2 separate regions of the Homo sapiens genome follow, and region 1 is linked to region 2. Evidence: chromatin contacts called from ENCODE Hi-C or POLR2A ChIA-PET data. All regions are on one chromosome and are shown on one strand. The core of a region is the stretch at or near the end of the contact, and the rest is flanking DNA. Distances in the headings are between cores, read along the strand shown. Region 1 holds the start of MFSD2A (MFSD2 lysolipid transporter A, lysophospholipid). Region 2 holds the start of RLF (RLF zinc finger).

The links. Hi-C counts contacts between places; a loop is a spot of excess contacts on that map. ChIA-PET counts read pairs that join two places held with the same protein, here RNA polymerase II (POLR2A). Pooled maps may share reads with other maps.
Region 1: a loop to region 2 is called in a pooled map, with 5 times the contacts of the local background. The contact joins the promoter of MFSD2A here to the promoter of RLF in region 2. A Hi-C loop is called at or near these places in 6 of 50 pooled maps. POLR2A ChIA-PET finds 5 or more read pairs at or near these places in 3 of 52 experiments (K562, WTC11 and activated CD4-positive, alpha-beta T cell).

Annotation. Positions count from the first base shown.
Region 1 is chr1:39,953,101-39,958,745 of GRCh38, forward strand. It overlaps MFSD2A (MFSD2 lysolipid transporter A, lysophospholipid), which reads left to right and starts at 2,045. Exons shown (of 14, transcript NM_032793.5): 1 at 2,045-2,285; 2 at 3,987-4,121; 3 at 5,601-5,645. The coding sequence starts at 2,193. RefSeq lists a silencer at 1,867-1,996.
Region 2 is chr1:40,158,601-40,164,485 of GRCh38, forward strand. It overlaps RLF (RLF zinc finger), which reads left to right and starts at 2,787. Exons shown (of 8, transcript NM_012421.4): 1 at 2,787-3,036. The coding sequence starts at 2,800. LOC105378671 (a long non-coding RNA gene) reads right to left here and starts at 2,678. Exons shown (of 3, transcript XR_947232.3): 1 at 2,365-2,678. RefSeq lists a silencer at 1,249-1,450 and enhancers at 2,459-3,075, 2,563-3,072, 3,076-3,691.

The DNA.
Region 1 (5,645 bases), core at 795-3,294, 210 kb before region 2:
TTAGGTAGCTACTATTAATTTTTTTTTTTTTTTGAGACAAGAGTCTTTGTCTGTCACCCAGGCTGGAGTGCAGTGGCACGATCTCGGCTCACTGCAACCTCCGCCTCCTGGGTTCAAGCGATTCTTCTGCCTCAGCCTCCTGAGTACCTGGGACTACAGGTGTGCCCCACCACACCCGGCTTATTTTTGTATTTTTAGTTGAGACAGGGTTTCACCATATTGGCCAGGCTGGTCCGGAACTCCTGACTTCGTGATCCACCCACCTCAGCCTCCCAAAGTGCTGGGATTACAGGCGTGAGCCAGGGTGCCTGGCCAGTAGCTACTATTAATATCACCATTTTACACAGGGAGGTTAACTGAGTTGTTCAGAGTCAGCCGCACAGCTAGTAAATGGAGACACTTAGGGCTTTTCCTAATGGGTTTCTGTGTGCTTGTACCTTAGCAGGGGAAGACTGAACATTCATTCACTGAACACAATAATTCAGGCCCTAAGCTAGTTGGTGGGGACACAGAAGTGAAAAAGATGCGGTTCCTACCTGAGGAGCTCATTGTCAACCGGGGGATACAGATCACTTGTGGTATGGTGTGACTGTGGGAGAGAAGATTTGGGGGCTGCAAGGGAGCTTAGCTAACCAAGCCTGGAGAGGGGAAAAGAGACAGAACAGTGTCACACAGCTTGGAGTAATGGGGCCAGCCATTCCCTTTCCACAGTATTCAGTGCCTCACTTTGGCTCTCTTCTGCTCAGCAATGGCCAAGAGCTGTGTGCCCAGATGGGATCTGCTGGCGTATGAGGGAGCATGGTGTGACCATCCTGGGGCAGATAGACCTTATCTCTCCTCCCTGCAATCAGAGATTTAAAGAAAGGAAGAAGGAGGCTGACATTAAGGAGCACAGGAACCGGGTGGGTAGCCTTTGAGAGTTCCAGCAGCCCCTTCACTAATCAGAGAACTGGAAAGACCGGGGTGACATTGACATAAGGGACTCAGAGGTGGAACTAAAGACTGTTCTTTTCTGGCATCCGTGCCTGCCTTCTGTTCCAAACTAATGCCCTCCCATCTTCTTTTGAGGACCACATTTCTGGGCATTCTCTTTTTCAAAACTTTCCCTGTTTCAACCCTCAGTGCCTCTGGAGCCATGTATCTCCCAGGGCTTCTTGTTGGGAGACACATACACCCCATTCTGCCGTCTGTAATTTATGCTAAGAGGGATAGAGCAGGGCTGTTGAGAGCAACTGCTTTGGTATCGGACAAAACCTTTCAGGCCTGGCTCTGCTACATAACAGTTGCTTCACTTCTCCAAGTTTCCCCTTCCTGTGCTGTAAAATGGGGATAATAATAGTACCACCCTCACTTGGTGGTTTTTGAGGGCCGAAAGAGATCATATTAAGCATGGAGGAAGCTATCCATAAAAAGGCCACTGTTGTCATAGTGTACTAGCGGGCGTAGCCCCGGCTTCTCTCCACGACTTGGGAGCTCCCTTCTGGCAGGGGCAGCCACTGGATTGCCTCATCTTTCTCCCCATTGCCCGGATGCCAAGGGCAGGACGGGGGAATGGTGTGTCTTCGGGGATGAGAGAGAGGCATCAGGAGGGAAAGTGTCAGCGTACGTCCTCTAGGCTTGAAGAAGGAGAGAGGCCCTGACTCCAGATTTTAAAGTGGGCTTCAGAGCCCCTACCTTTCCTAGGCCTGGGGCTCAGAAGTCATGGGTGGTAGGCCCGACTCGGGGAGAGTCGGACCTTGGGGACCTCGGGGACCTCGGGCAGATCGGGGACCCCGGGCAGATCACTTTCAGCCTGGGGCCTCGGTTTCCTCGCGCGTGTCTGGGAGGTCTCGCGGCCTGCTTCTCGGATTGCTAGGAGCCAGCGCAGGCAGATGCCGGTTCCGGGGCTTGGAGAACGTGGCTCGGTGGCACAGAGCCGCCGGGCGAGGCGGGGGCAGGGAGGCGGGCGACGGGATTGGCTGGAGGCGGGGCAGCGGGGCTCGGGGATTGGCCGCAACCGAGAGGGCTGGGCAGAACTATAAGAGGCGCGGAGGGGGCGTGCAGCAGAGTGCGTTCCTCGTCTGCCAGCCGGCTTGGCTAGCGCGCGGCGGCCGTGGCTAAGGCTGCTACGAAGCGAGCTTGGGAGGAGCAGCGGCCTGCGGGGCAGAGGAGCATCCCGTCTACCAGGTCCCAAGCGGCGTGGCCCGCGGGTCATGGCCAAAGGAGAAGGCGCCGAGAGCGGCTCCGCGGCGGGGCTGCTACCCACCAGCATCCTCCAAAGCACTGAACGCCCGGCCCAGGTGAAGGTGAGGGCCCGGCACCCCGCGTGGAGGGCGAGGGGAGGGAGGAGGCGGAAATGGGGGATCAGGGGCGTCCCGGGGTCGGCCTGGTCAGGGGACCATTGGGATAGCCAGGGACAGGAAGCCTACGAGCCAGAGAGGACCTGGGGGTGCCCTGGGACAGGGGGTGACGGAGAAAAGCTGTGGGCGCCCTCGCCCCCCTTTGCTCACCCGCACTCCACGCTCTGCGGAGAGGCTCTGCCGGCAGCCCCATGTGATTCCCCGCTCTGCCTAGCCGGTTTCCATTCTTCCGTGTTGAGCGGCTGGGGCTTGCCGCCCCAAACCCCAGAGATGACCCCAGAAATCTGGGAAACTCCCCTTGGTTCCCCATCTCTCATCCCCTACCTCCCACTCCACCCACCTACTCTTGCGCCTCAACTCTGCTGTTAGGGCCGCTCAAGTTCATTCATAAGAACAAGAGCTCTGCTCTTAAAGGAGCCGCGTCCCTCAGGCATTTGTCTGAATGTGGATGTTCGCGCGGGAACGGTGCTTTGCGCATCGAGACCATCGACCACATCCCCAGCCCTGGGGACTTATTGAAGGACCAAATAAAATGAGGCGGCCCCCTAGGAAAGGATCTCAGGCAATAGATACCTTCGTGGGAGGTGACTGCCTTTTCCTTTTAATTTTATTAACTGATCTTTGGAAGGAGCTGGGTGAGCAATTATGCTGTTACTATGTATGAGTAATATCTACTTTCCCTGGGCAACCCAACCTCCCTAGTGCCCCACCCGGAGAGGGATCAGGCCTGAACCTGGAGGCCTTTCCTCCCGTCTCCAAGGTCCTCTAGGAGCTCAGGGGTGGAGGGCGATGGGTCGGGAAGCTGGAGAGTAGGACAGTTCCTGGGTCCGCCTGAAGCTCTGGCTGCCTATAGTGGTCAGGGATGCTCTGGGATAGGTGGAACAGCTGCGCCTGCAGCCAGCTGGGCCGGGCCCCCGTAGCTCTCTAGAGCTCTCACCAGGAGTAGGCAGGTGGATCCTGTCTCTGAGGCAGGGTGGGAGCCTGGGCTGGGCTCAGGCAGCTCTTGGCAGCAAGCGGATTTTCAGGTTGTGGCAGCTGGTGCCGGGTGGGGACAGGTCGGCTGCTGGAGCATGCTCCCCCTGAAACCTGGAAAGGAGCAGTGCCTGAGGCCTTGGGAGGAGTTCTTTAGGGATGGTGGGCTGATAAGTTTCCTTAGAATCTCCAGGAGGGAGGTGGCTTAGGGGCTACTTTCACACAAGTATGGATTCCCCTTTTCCATGTTCCTAAGAATGGAGAACACCTTTCTTTTGTATAAAGTGGGATCTCGGAGATCGAGACCATGCTGGCTAACATGGTGAAACCCCGTCTCTACTTAAAATACAAAAAATTAGCTGGGTGTGGTAGTGGGTGCCTGTAGTCCCAGCTACTTGGGAGGCTGAGGCAGGAGAATGGCGTGAACCCAGGAGGCGGAGCTTGCAGTGAGCCGAGATGGCACCACTGCACTCCAGCCTGGGCAACAGAGCAAGACTCTGTCTCAAAAAAAAAAAAAAAAAAAAAAAAAAAAAAGGTGGGATCTCCTGGATAGGAACAGGTCAAAGCAGAGTTGTTTGTTCTGGTAGAGCTGGCCAGAGGGATGGTCCTTCCTGTGGAACCTTCTTGGATGGAGGCCAGAACCTTGGGCCTTTCATCTTTTCCTCCTCTTCCCAGAAAGAACCGAAAAAGAAGAAACAACAGTTGTCTGTTTGCAACAAGCTTTGCTATGCACTTGGGGGAGCCCCCTACCAGGTGACGGGCTGTGCCCTGGGTTTCTTCCTTCAGATCTACCTATTGGATGTGGCTCAGGTGAGTGGTCTAAGCCTTCGAGGGCTCCTTCAGCATCCTGAGGTGGGAAAGACTATGCACCCCTGGGTCAGTTCGCTCAGTTTTCCCCATCTGTGAAATGGGACCCCAAATCACTACTTTGCTGCCTCTGAGTCAGTGAGCAAGAAATGAGAAGACCCTGGAAAGTATCCAGTAAAGGAGTGTCTCCACTCCAGGAGTCTTTGCTGGAAAGGTCTGGCAACTCCTCCTTGCCTGGCATGAGCAACAGAGCCTGAAGGGGTAGGCGGTAGAATGAGGGAGAATGGGGCCTGCTGGGGATGCTGTTCTTAGAAGAGACTGGCACACTGTGTTCCTGGCTGGGAGATAGTCAGCTGGCTTGACTCAGGGGTTGGTGGCTGTTGCCAGGCTTGTGGATGAGATGCATCCCACCTTTACCTGAGGAGCAGAAGGGCACTTAGGTGCCAGGCTAAGTTAGAATGCCCCAGTACACAGGGTCTTTGACTGGGAGGGGTACTTAGGGTGAAACAGGACTATTCTGTGCATTGAGAAGCCTTGGCCAGAAGCCTGGCATCCTGAGAATTCACCCTGTCTGGATGGGAGAGTGGGAGGCAGAATAGCCATGACTACCGGGGCTCCTGCACCAGCTGTCTTCTCTGTGTAGCATCTAACTTGGCAAGCATCGCATCTTAGTTGTATCCATTTACAGAGGGGGAACACTGAACTCCAGAAGGAACAAAAAACTTCAGCAGCTAATTTTTGAGTAACTCCCATGGGCTGGGCCTTGGGTGGGGTGTAAATATGAGGAACCTGCAGTCAAAGTGTAAACCTGTTGTAGTGGGTGTTAGAGCTGGGGTTGGGGGGTTAGACTAGGGAGACTATGGTATGGGGAAGAATACCCACTCCCCAGAGAAATAGCAATAGCAGGGCTTTGATGGATAAGGAGGAGTCTGGAGAGTCTGTATTTAGGGCCTGGGGGGTTTTGGGGCGGGGAGGGGGATAACTTGAGTGGGTAGTGACAAGTCCCTTTTTAAAAAGCATCTATAGGCTCCTTTTTCCACATCCAAGATAGAGCTTGAACCTGTAAGGTAGAGCTCATAACTCCCATTATACAGATGGGAACACTGAAGCACACTGTGTTCACCCCGTGAATGCTCATTCTGATATCAGGTGGTCAGGAGCTCAGGGCTGAGAGAGGGAGGGAAGGAAATGTTTGTGGATTCATTTGAATTGATGGGAATGTTTTCAAGGGCAGTGGAGGGAAGCAATTAAGGAGACAGAGCTGGGAAAGCTTCTAAGGAGGCACCCAGTGCTACTGTTATTGGAGAAATGCTATTGTCATTATTAACAAGGCAAGTGAAGATGTGTAAGGTCCATGTGGGAGCAGCTCAGGGTCACAAGATCCTGGCTGAGATAGGGAGGGAGCCTCTGCTTCTGCCTACCAGTGAGAGTTGAGGCGAGTAGAAGGATGAGGAAGTTGTCTTTTGCTTCTCCTCATTCCAGGTGGGCCCTTTCTCTGCCTCCATCATCCTGTTTGTGGGCCGAGCC
Region 2 (5,885 bases), core at 1,537-4,036:
GTTAAATATCCCTTGCGATTTGTTTTTTTATCATGCTTTATGCCTATTATGTTGATATATGCAGTTTTCATATGTTTTTTGGCTGTATATTTCAGTGTGTGAACATACCATAATTTGTTTATCTATTTCTTACTGTTGAACATTTAGGTTGTTTCAAATATTTTGTTATTCCCAATAGTGCTGCAATGAATATGAGCAACATGACAGTTAAGAGGGTGGATTCTAGAGCCAGACTACCCAGGATTGAATTTCAGGCACCATCACTAGTTGTGTCACTTTGGGCACGTTACTTCTTTGTGCTCTAGTTTATTTAATTGTAAAATGATGGCAATAAATTTTCATGATATTGTTAGTAGAATTAAATGAGTTAATACATATAAAGAACTTCGAAAAGTGCCTGGAACATATTAAATCTCAATGAATATTGACCGTTATTATTATTACCCTTATTATTAGGAATTGCTTAATTACAGGACATGTACATCTTCTATTTCATTAAATATTACACATTATTCTCCTAAGTGATATGTCAATTTATGCTTCCAGCAGGGGTATATAAGTTCCATTTTCCTATTTCCTATACTAATTAAAAATTCCTGTCAATCTAATGGATATGAAATTGTTGTTTTACTTGTACTTTGATAGTTACAGCAAAATTATATATTTTTTCTTGGGTTTATTGGCCATTCAGTTTTCTTTTTTGGTGAACTGCCTTTTTACCTACTTTTCTTTCTCTCTCTCTTTTTTTTTTTTTTTTTAGTGTCCCTCAGGCTAGAATGCAGTGATGCCACCTTGGGTCACTGCACCACAGCTTTGATTTCCAGAGCTCAAGCGATCCTCCCACCTCAGCCTCCTAAGTAGCTGGGACTAGAGGCGCATGCCACCACGCCTGGCTAATTTTGTTTTCATTTTTTGTAGACACAAGATCTCATTATGTTGCCCAGGCTGGTCTCGAACTCCTGAACTCAAGCAATCCTCCGGCCTTGGGCTCCCAAGTACTGAGATTACAGGCATGAGCCAAAACGTCCAGCTTTTTAATTTACTTTTCTATTGGGTTGTTTGCCTTTTTCGATTTTGGGAACTATTTGTTTGTTTGTTTGTTTGTTTTTTGAGACGGAGTCTTGCTCTGTCACCCAGGCTGGAATGCAGTGGCGCGATCTCGGCTCACTGCAACCCCTGCCTCTCAGGTTCACGCCATTCTCCTGCCTCAGCCTCCCGAGTAGCTGGGACTACAGGCGCCCGCCACCACGCCCGGCTAATTTTTTGTATTTTTAGTAGAGACAGGGTTTCACCGTGTTAGCCAGGATAGTCCTGATCTCCTGACCTCGTGATCTGCCCGCCTCGGCCTCCCAAAGTGCTGGGATTACAGGCGTGAGCCACCTCGCCCAGCCCGGGAACTGTTTTGGATACTAATCAAAACAATGGTTATGGCTGGGCGCGGTGGCTCACGCCTGTAATCCCAGCACTTTGGAAGGCCAAGGCGGGCGGATCACTTGAGGCCAGGAGTTCGAGATCAGCCTGGCCAACACAGTGAAACCCCGCCTCTACTAAAAATACAAACATTAGCCAGGCATGGTGGCGGACGCTTATAGTGCCAGCTACTTTGGGAGGCTGAAGCACGAGAATCACTTAAACCTGAGAGGCAGAGGTTGCAGTGAGCCTAGATCGTGCCACTGCACTCCAGGCTGGGTGACAGAGTGAGACCCTGTCTCAAAAAACAACAACAATAAACAATGGTTATATATATGGGGAATATCATTTAGTCTGTGGCTTGTCTTTGTGTGCTTTTTCAACTTGTTATACGGAAGTAACACATTTTAATACAGTCAAATCTAAATATTTTCCCTTATGGTTTGTGCTTTTCCGGTCTTATTAAGAAATTCTTAGCCGGGCGCGGTGGCTCACGCCTCTAATCCCAGCACTTTGGGAGGCTGAGGCGGGCGGATCACCTGAGGTCAGGAGTTCGAGACCAGCCTGACCAACATGGAGAAACCCCATCTCTACTAAAAATACAAAATTAGCCAGGTATGGTGGCGCATGCATGTAATCCCAGCTGCTCCGGAAGCTGAGGCAGGAGAATGTTTGAACCAAGGAGGCGGAGGTTGCGGTGAGCTGAGATAGCACTGTTGCACTCCAGCCTGGGCAACAAGGGTGAGACTCCGTCTAAAAAAAAAAAAAAAAATTCTTCCCTATTTTTGACATTATAAAGCTATTTTTATTTTCTGAAAAATGTTTGCAGGTCTTTAATCCATCTCGGCCTTATTTTTGGAAATGGTTTGAGGTAGAAATCTAATCATTTATTTCCCTTTTGGAAAAAATGTCTCATCGCCATTTATTGAAGAGTCTGTCCTTTCGCCCACTGACTTGTAATGCCGTCTGTATCATAAACCAAGTTCCCTTGATGTTACTCTTCATTTCGGCCTCACAATCTTTGCTTATTTTCCTTCTACCAGGGATGCTTTTCGCTATGTTCCTTTCAGGGCTACCTTCCTCTTGTCCCTTCAGATCGCAGTTCAAATGTCATCCCCCTCAAATCTAGATTGCTCTACAGGCATTTCTGGCTCCGTGATCCCATGACCTCAAAGGGGTCTAGGTGGGCATAGCCTCTAGCCAGTTGTTGCTAGGCTGTTGTCAGGACTGGCGATGCGTAGGCCACTGAGAGCACCCGGAGTCCGAGTGACGGAATCAGGCGGGCGCCCGCGTCGCTAAGGAGTGCGTCACAGTGCGCGGGCGGCCGGGGGCAGGGCCAGGGCTGAGTCACGTGGCTTGGTTGCCTACGCGCTGGTGGGCCGTGGGAAGATGGCGGACGGAAAGGGAGACGCCGCCGCTGTCGCCGGGGCTGGGGCTGAGGCTCCGGCGGTAGCGGGAGCCGGAGATGGAGTCGAGACTGAGTCCATGGTTCGGGGTCATCGCCCCGTATCTCCAGCGCCGGGAGCCTCGGGACTGCGGCCGTGTCTGTGGCAGCTGGAGACAGAGCTGAGGGAGCAAGAGGTGTCGGAGGTCTCATCTTTGAACTACTGCCGGAGCTTCTGCCAGGTGAGGGGCTGACTGGCTGGCTGAGGGCGGCGGGGCGGGGAAGTCAGGGAAGGAGGCCCTGGATCCTCTGTAAGCAGCCGGGTCCAAACTGAAAGGCGCCACCTCCGTGACTCGCCGCGCCCCCGGGCCGGGAAGGCCCAGCTCGGAAGCTCGACCGCTGGCCCCCCTGCGCCACTGCCCGACTTTGGCCACCGCTGGGTCGTTTTGCTCTGAGCCTTACTGAGATCCCGGAGGGCCCTGGCGGGTCCCTGGAAGGGCTGTGCCCTGTCGCCGTTGCCTGTGTCCTGGCCGGGTGGTTGGAGCGCCACTGCCCCCTGAGGGATTGATTGCTTGTCCCTGCCGGGAGATCCTTTTTTGAGTGGAGTGCAGATCTCCGAACTGGTAAACCCGGGTTTTTCTGAATAATCCAGAGAGGTGTGTTGGGGCCAGAGACTTATTTTTGGAGTTAACATCTTCTGGGCTCCTAAAAGGTATGACAGTTGGCTTCGAAAGGCGTCTAGAGCTTTCTGATTAGGGATTGCGGAGCCGGTTGGTTGTTTGGTTTTTGCTTTTTTTTTTTTTACGTTTAAGCCGTTCTTTCGTCTTTTCTGTATTTCTTTGAGAGGATTGTGCTACCGAGAATAAGGCTGACTCTTTGAGTAGAAGAGGATGGGAAGAGGGATGTAGAGTGTGGCCTCTTTTGGCAGTCGTATGATCATTTCTGTGCCTTGGTGGGTCCTAACCTATGATTACATATTTATGGGTGTGTTTAGTTTAGTCTCCATGACCACTCCGAGATTTTTCTGTATGTTTTCAAGTCTTTTACAAATACAAATATTGGCCATTATTATTTCTGCTTCCAATGTTTGTTCTGTCAGGTTTCAGAGGCACCCATCAGCTCCTTATCTGTTGTACCTTAGAAAATGCAAAATAATCGTGGCATGTTGGTACTTGGAGTCTAATAAGTAGTCCAGTATGCTGAATAAATTGCGGCGTTCTAAAATAATAATTTTGGGGGGCAATTTGCTCTGTTGGTCCGGAGTAGAATAAAAGTTAGCTTGCTTGATTGCTTTTCTTCCCTCTCTCTGCCGAGGCAGAAGCACCTCATCTCTCTGAATGGAATTTTGTCCTTACTAATCTTTTCCGTGGATTGTACCACTCCAATTTTTGTGTGTACAACCTGCAACATTGCCCTGTACTATTAAATGTTAACGTGTTGTTGTTCTCTGCTTCCTTAGTAGTAGTCATCCCTGTTTAGTAAGCTCATTTATTTTACAGATTTTTACTGACTTCATAGGATAGTGCCAGGGACTTTACCAAGTGCTGGGGAAACATGAGTAAGACAGCACTTAGCCTTGATGAACTTACAGTTGGTGGGAGGTGGTAGGAATGACAGTATTTCCAGTGCGGTTTTGGTAATGATGGAAAAGGAGGTGTTGTAGAGACAATGGTGAGGAGAGAGCCTTCATGGGATATCCTGATGGGAAAGACAATTAACTAGAAAAATAAGTAAAAAGGTTAATTATAAATTGTAGTATGTGCTTAGAAAGAAGTAACTGGGAGAGGCCACTTTAGTTAGTAAGACCCTATGGGCTGCAAGGATGAAAATGAGTCACGTGAAGGTCTGGGGTGGGGAAAGCATCCCAGTGCCAAAGGTAGAGATTGGTAAGGACCCAGAATGCTATGGGAGGAGGGGAAACTAATGGAAGGAGAGGGGTGGTGCAGGAAAACAACTGTGGGTTTTGGGTAAGGCTTCTAAGCTTGAGTTGTCTCCCTGGAAAGATGACAAGAATGAATGTAACCAGTCACATTGAAGCTTGTCAAAGGATCACATATATATGTATTCTGCTTTATGTCTAGTGCTTGCAACTGCAGTTTTGTTTAAGGTAATGTTTTAATGTCTTGAGTCTTGGTGACACCAGAGATGTGATGGCCCAGAAGAATTTTTAAAAGAAAGCATGTGTAATTTGTCTTTTCTATGAAGTTTTTTTTAACCTAAAATTTTCCCAAAAAATGTTTTTTAGACTAATAAATGAAACAAGAACAAGTATTCCTGTAACACTGTATTGTAATAGAAAGCACATGGGATTGGGAGTTAAGTTGGGTCTTGACTGTGACTTTACCACTGCTTAGCTAATAACCTTGGGTAACCATGTCTGCAAAACTATCTTATTTTCTGACCTTTATCTCCTTATAATGCTTTATACAATCAGAATAGAAAATTTGTGTACAAGTCTTCACAAAATTTATCATATTTTTGACACATTTTCCCCTGTAGTCCAGATAAGATCAACTGTGTCCTTGATGACCAGATAGAGAAAAAGTAAAAATTGTATGAAGAAGCAGGAAAATTTTCACCATCAGTAAATTTTGTTGAATAGCTCTTGGTTTCACATTTGAAAAGAAGAATAAGATATATTCATTTACTTAAGGAACACTGATTGTGTGACAGTTCTGAAGGTGGGAGCCTAGTTAAGACAGTTTTCTCGGACTCTAGGAGAGGAGCACATAATATATAAAGATAGATTGTAGGCATTTTTACATTATAAAGGTCTGACCCCTGCTTATGGGATGCTTAATACTACAAATGTATTTTCATCAGTTATTTAGTTAGAAATGTCCTAGAGACTTAGATTGTACCAAGTAATCCCTTTTGCAACATCCTGGGACCATATTCTCTCCAACTCTTGCAGCACTTAAAAGAAATGGCTCTATCTTTGGGATTGCACCAAATCAAGAAATAAACTAACATATGAGTGAATAGAGAAGCTTGTCTCATTCTGGGCATATTTTCAATTTTCATAAGTTTGTGAAGATGATAAAATGAAACACTGAAAGTAATACTTACTAAGAAAATGATACTTAGGTCA